2 separate regions of the Homo sapiens genome follow, and region 2 is linked to region 1. Evidence: chromatin contacts called from ENCODE Hi-C data. All regions are on one chromosome and are shown on one strand. The core of a region is the stretch at or near the end of the contact, and the rest is flanking DNA. Distances in the headings are between cores, read along the strand shown. Region 1 holds the start of TOMM34 (translocase of outer mitochondrial membrane 34). Region 2 holds the start of IFT52 (intraflagellar transport 52).

Region 1 (3,237 bases), core at 1-2,500:
GATCGTGTCTAAAATGTCTAGCACATGGTAAATCACTCAAGAGATGCTAGCCAAGAAAAGGAAAAAAAGGAAGGCGGCAAAGGGAAATAGGTACTGAACGGTGACTCACAGAAACCAGGATCCAAGGCTCCTTTCAAAAGTCAAGGCTTTAACCAATGAGGGTTTCTGATTAAGTCACCCTGGAGAAGGGGCTTTGGGCAAAGGTCTGCGGTATGCTGACGAAAGCTGGACGCTGGGAGAACTGGTAAGAATATGCTATTCTTCTGTTTCAAACTCTCCAGTAGCTTCCCATCCAGCAGCTTTCATGCCAAGCTTCCAGTTTGGCATGAAATCCGAACTCCTTAGCAGAGTTTACAACACCTCCACAATAAATAAGGGTCTGCCTTCCTAACTGACCTCATGTCTTCCTATTCCCTGCCCTGGCTCACTATGCTTTGACCCCTGAAACACACCATGTTTATATCGTCTTGGAGGGGGGGCCTTTCTCATTGCAGTTCACTTCAGGACCGAAAACCTTGTGCGCTTGGCTTCTCATCATTTAGACATCACCTCAAATATCACTTCTTTACAGATGTTGCCCTTGATCTCCCACTCCAGTCAACTCTATCACATCACCCTATTTGTCTTCTTCCTAACCCTGATTATCCCACAGGTCTCGTTTACTTACTGACTCGCTTAAGACTCACGTCCTCCCCACCGCCCCCACAAGAATGCGCTGTCCTTGAGAGAAGGGACTTTTTGTGTCTTGTTACACAGGCGGTATATAACAGCTACTCAACAAATACTAACTGAAAAATGAATTGCTGCGGGGGAGGAGGGTTTAGCTTTCTTCTCAGGGCTCAGAACGAGGCCTAAATAACTTAGGATGGGGGCCAACAGGGCAGTTAACAAGCAGGTGGAAAGAAAGGGCCGAGGAAGTTTCTGGTAGGATGCCGGAGTCGGAAGGGGCTGGAAGGGTGGGAGGGCCGGGCAGGACTGCTGGCCGCCGCGCGAGGCCCGGGCGGTGGTTGCGGGAGTTGGAGGAGCAGGCCCGGAGGTGAGATGGGGGCCGGGGTCGTACCTTGCGCCTGCAGCACCCGCAGCGCGCGGCCGTAGAGCGCGGAGGCCTCGGCGTACTGGCCGTTGCGGAAACTCTCATTGCCGGCGGCGCGGAGCTCCTCCACAGAGTCTGGGAATTTGGGGGCCATCCCGTGGCCAGGCCGGCGAGTTGGGAGCTCCTTCCTTCCTCCCCCGTGTGGTGCGGCACACCTTCCGGGCGCAAGCGCCGGCGGCGAATATCTCCGCCCAACAGCGAACCCGCGGCGAGGGGGCGGGGCCTGCGAGACCTGGAGGCCCGGAGCGTCCCGCCCTCTGCGCGTGCTCGGTTTGGAACTTAGGCTCCCTTGCACGCGGGGCGGCAGCATGCTCTGGGCTCCCTGAGTTGCTAGAACGCCGTGGATGACGCAGGGAAGGAGGCTGGCCCCGCTATCAGGGAGATTATGTCCTAGTGGGGTCCCCACAGGCAATTAACTGATAAGCAAACGAAGACTCTCATTTCATGTGATTAGTGCTGTAAGGAAAACAAAACAGGATAATGCAATGGAAAGTGACCACGTGTGGGCTATTTTAAATAAGGGGATGAAGGAAGGCCTTTCTCAGGGGGTAATAGTTGAGCTGAGACCAGACAAGATTTAGGGAATGCTGTTCCAGCCAGAGGGATGGTAAGTGCAAAGGTTCCAAGGCTAGAAAGTACCTGGTACCTAGTGCTCTATAGATATTTATTTAATAAATTAATGCACAGGTGGATTGATGGTGTCAAAGTCAACATATAGAGATGAATCTCTAAAGTTTAAATATTTTATTTGGCAATCAAGAATTGCAATTCAGGGCTTACACACAGACCAGGTTGTCTTTGGTATGTCAGAAGAACAAAGAGAAGGTTTGGAGATTTTTATAAAACAGAAATGTTACATATTGCTCTTCAAGGAAGTTTACAGGCACTAGTAAAGTGGGGGTTTATCAGCTTCTTGGGGAGCTGGCAAGCTTTGATTGGTAAGTGATAGTGGTGGATAAAACTCAGAATTGTAGCAGGCTGTTTCAGTAGCTATTAGATAAAACTGGTTTTAGGTTACAGCAGGCAGTTTTAGCAGCCAGGCTTGCAAAAAATTACTTTTTTGGAGCAATGTTATATGCCCTGAGTATTTGTTCCCCTGGCTTTTCAATTCTGTCTTAGTTGGATATGACAAGAATGACCCAATTCGTATGATCAGCTTTCAGAATGGATGAAGATCTTTCACAGAGTGTGACTTCAATTTATCTCCAGCCTCATCTGACGACTCTATGTCCCACGCATTGCTATCTACACACACTAAATTCTTGCTTCCTAGCCTTTGCTTGTTATCTCCTTCTCCTGGATTTTTTTTTCTAAATACTTTTTCTCCTGCCTAATCCTGAATTAACTTATAACATTCCATTCAAACATCATCTTCTCTGAAAGCCTTTCCTGCTTCCAGCCCCCTCCCCACCCCCCACTATGCTCCCTTTGCTCCCTATTGGTCTCTAGCTTTATCCCTAACTTTGCATTAGTCACCCTTTGATTGCCAGTTTGTAGTTTTCCTTAAACACTGCGAGGTCTTTAATGGCAGGAAGTGGGTCCTTTTTATCTTTGTTTATCCAAGACCCTAATAGGGTCTGGCATCCAATAAAAGTCATTGATTGATAAAGATCTAGTCTCTACCTTCAGGAATTCAGTTATAATGATCTGCATACACTTAACTCCACCAGACTATAAGCTTTCTGAGGGCTGGATGGCTGTTCCATCTGAAATGCTTCCCCTTGCCCTCTGCCCCGACCAAGGATGAACACTGACTGTGGTGGGAAAACCAGATGAGGCCCATGCTGCTGGCTGGCTACTCAGTGACTTCCATCTTTGCTTCCAGGAGCCTGAATTTTGCCTGAGACTCTCCCAGCCTGGGGAAGTGAATCAGGATTGCTCTAAGCCAATTAGAAAAATGTCATTTTCTCTTGCCAGTGATTCATCAAGGGATGCACATGTGATGCTGATCTGGGCAATGAGATAAAAGGGAGTCTGAGGCTGGTCGCAGTGGCTCACATCTGTAGTCCTAGCACTTTGGGAGGCCGAGGCGGGTGGATCACAAGGCAGGAAATCGAGACCATCCTGGCTAACACAGTGAAACCCCATCTCTACTAATAATACAAAAAATTAGCTGGGGTGGTGGCACGCACCTGTAGTCCCAG
Region 2 (3,274 bases), core at 497-2,996, 1.4 Mb before region 1:
CAAGATTTGTCCCAGCCTTCAAATGGGACGGCCTACTCTCTCTTCAGTGAGAATACTTCATTTCCATTATTACCCTAACTGCAAACTGTATTCACCCAATTCTGCACCAAAATACAGCATCCCCAAGAAGAGAACTTTTTTTTTTTAAGAGACAGAGTCTCACTCTGTTGCCCAGGCTGGGGTGCAGTGGAGCGATCATGGCTCACTGCAGCCCGAACTCCTGGGTTCCAGCGATCTTCCCACCTCAGCCTCCCAAGTAGCTAAGACTACAGGTGTGTGCCACCATGCCTGGCTAATTTTCTTTTTTTATTTATTATTACTATTATTATTGGAGAGAAAAGGTGTTACTGTTACCCAGGTCCCAGACTCCTGGCCTCAAGCAGTCCTCCCACCTTGGCCTCCCAAAATGCTGGGATTACAGGCAGAAGCCACTTCATCTGACCAAAGAGAATTCTCAAATCACCCTGTTCTCCACTTTCTTTTTGAGACAAGGTCTCACTGTGTTGCCTAGGCTAGAGTGCGGCGGCACCATGACGGCTCACTGCAGCCTCAACCTCCTAGGATCAATCAATCAATCCTCCCACCTCAGTCTCCCAAGCAGCTGGGACTACAGGCGCGCGCCACCACGCCCAGGTAATTTTTCCTATTTTTAGTAGATACCGGGTTTCGCCATGTTGCCTAGGCTGGCCTCAAACTCCTGGGCTAAAGAGATCCACCTGCCTCGGCCTCCCAAAGTGCTGGGATTACAGGAGAGAGCCGCTGCGCCCGGCCCGTCTCCACTTTTAAAATTTCCAGTGACAGAAATTGTGGAAAGCAACACGAGTTGTATGTGTTTTAATATCCTAGATTCGAAGACAAACATAAATGTAAATAAAAACTGTCAGAGCTCTCTGCAATCTTCAGTTTGGGTCTTCCAGGCTGCTGCAGCGTTGTTCACAAATCCACACACCTCTAAAGGCAGGCACAGAGCGCTTTCCTGGGTAGTCGGGTGGCCTGTTGGTAGTTGCAGGCTTCTGGTTTCCCATCTTAATGGCGATGGCAGGGCAACCTGTATTGGTGGTGCTTTTGCACAAGCAGTTCTTTCTGCCGGGAACGCCCTTCCCCAGCCTTTGCCTTAATGAATACCACTCTCTCTTCAAATCTCTGCTCAACAGGGGCGCCTTTTTGACCAGCTTAGTCGTTAGACTCCCTAATACAGTTCATAGTTTTCACATTTTTGTAGAATCTATTCAAGTTCTAACTCCCCGCCATGCTCGCCGGCGCTCAAGCCTAGTACCATGGCAAGCAAAGATGCGGAGTTAATAAAACAGAATTATACGGTTTATCATTCTCAACACTAAACCTGCGCACCCTTTTCCGTTAAGTAGTTCCTAATAGTCCAGCACAGCCTTCCGCCCGGCCCCGCCCTCGCCTGGCTCCACTCTGCTCCTGCGCTTTGGGAATCGAAGCTGGGGCGTTCTCCAACCCCCCCGCGCTGGAAGCCTTCACTATTCTCCTCCCTGTGGGTGGAGCGAAGTTTGGGCACTTGGGTCCTACCGTTGTTATTAGTCTTTACTCGTAATTGATACTAAAGAACAAAATTAAATGGGTTTATTTTTGGTGAAAAGTTAATTCTCCTTATGTTTGGATTTGCCCCTCATGCACCAAATGGTACAGCCCCACATCAGTCAGGCTGCCTACCCCTGACGCCTGCGACGGAGAGGCGCCTTCCGTGCTGTCGTCATCACGTCGGCCGGAGCTAGCGCTGCGTCCTGGGCCACGCCTCCCGGCGCACCGACGCGCCTCTCCGGTTACTAAGCGGCCTTGGATACCTGGCCGCGGGATGCTGGGCGGCGTCAGGTGAGCGGTGGTCGCTGGGCCTCAGGTAAAGGGCGCCAACAGTGGTGGGCCGGCTGGGGCGTTGGTGCGGCCTGGGAGCTGGCGAGGGACTCGCCGCACTCTTCGAGGCCGCTGGGCCGGTCATAGAACATCCAGGGTCCCCCGGGGTGAAGTAAACTGTGGGCGCGGACGTAGCCCGGGTTCCTGGCGCCCCGGCTGGGCGCCCATCTCCACGGCCTCGGGTGGTGCAGGTGTTTAGTCGTTCCGCTGACTATGAAAGAGCATGGGACGAGGAATCGTACAGTCTTAATCTCTCTTCTGTCGTGGCTGCGACCCCTCGGTATTCATGTGGGAAAATACTGATTTGACTGGTAATGTTATTGAAGAGAAAGCGAGAGAATGGTTTGGCAGCGTTACCCAAATATTTGTTATTTTTATAGTTTTAAAGGCCTTATACTATTATTAAGGAAATGCATTTCTGGCTAAGTCTGACAGTACAGGAACGCAGACCTGCTACTCTCACCAGGGGCTGAACTAACAGAACAAAAAAAGATAGATGTATCACGGTGGTGGGACCATGGAGGGGGCAGTTTTTCAACTGGACAAAATGATGTTAAAGTGCTTAAAGAAGGATAAATATGTGAAAGTAGCCAGGAAAATTCTAAAATTAATGCTAATAAGGGAGATTAGCTCTCCAGAACCACCAGATATTATAACATAAAGGTATAGCAATTAAACTAGCATAGAAGATGGGTGCAGCAGTGTGGGCCCGTAGTCCTGGCTACTTGGTAGGCTGAGGCGGCAGGATCCCTTGAGCCCAGGAGTCAGAGACCAGCATGGGTATCAAAAGGAAACCCTGTCTCTGAAAATAAATAAATTAATTTAAAAAGTTTGGGACTCAGCAGGAGCTTACAGGTAGATAAAATATATTAGAACTCAGAATAAGAGCGATTTATATATAGGGATTTATTATATAGGCGAGGTGGTACTGTATTTCAAATCAGCATTGAAGAGATGAATTGGGGTCAGGCAGCTTTTTTAGCAATTTAGAAAATAATTAAACCAGTCGAGCGAGGTGGCTCACACCTGTAATCCCAGCACTTTGGGAGGCCAAAGCGGGTGGATCACTTGAGGTCAGGAGTTCCAGACCAGCCTGGCCAACCTGGTGAAACACCGTCTCTACTATGGCGCGCGCCTGTAATCCCAGCTACTGGGGAGGCTGAGGCAGGAGAATTGCTTGAACTTGGGAGGCGGAGGTTGCAGCGAGCCGAGATTGCACCACTGCACTCCAGCCTGGGTGACAGAGCAAGACTATGCTTTGAAAAAGAAGGAAAAAAAAAAGGAATGAAGCCCATTTTGAGCACCACAATAATTTCCAAATGGACTAAAATTTAAATGTTAAAAAATTACATCACGAATTAGCCGGGTGTGTTTGGGCGCCTGTAGTCCCAGCCGC

Evidence for each region. A loop is a pair of places that touch in the nucleus more often than their neighbours do. Pooled maps may share reads with other maps.
Region 2: a map of gastrocnemius medialis shows a loop between it and region 1 (6-fold over the local background). The contact joins the promoter of IFT52 here to the promoter of TOMM34 in region 1. A Hi-C loop is called at or near these places in 2 of 168 maps with a recorded cell type or tissue (ascending aorta and gastrocnemius medialis) and 10 of 50 pooled maps.

Annotation. Positions count from the first base shown.
Region 1 is chr20:44,959,147-44,962,383 of GRCh38, forward strand. It overlaps TOMM34 (translocase of outer mitochondrial membrane 34), which reads right to left and starts at 1,251. Exons shown (of 7, transcript NM_006809.5): 1 at 1,061-1,251. The coding sequence starts at 1,187. It overlaps LOC124904912 (a long non-coding RNA gene), which reads left to right. Exons shown (of 2, transcript XR_007067599.1): 2 at 1-391. RefSeq lists enhancers at 180-269, 1,050-1,099, 1,110-1,199 and a silencer at 1,430-1,509.
Region 2 is chr20:43,589,191-43,592,464 of GRCh38, forward strand. It overlaps IFT52 (intraflagellar transport 52), which reads left to right and starts at 1,747. Exons shown (of 14, transcript NM_016004.5): 1 at 1,747-1,864. RefSeq lists an enhancer at 1,869-1,938.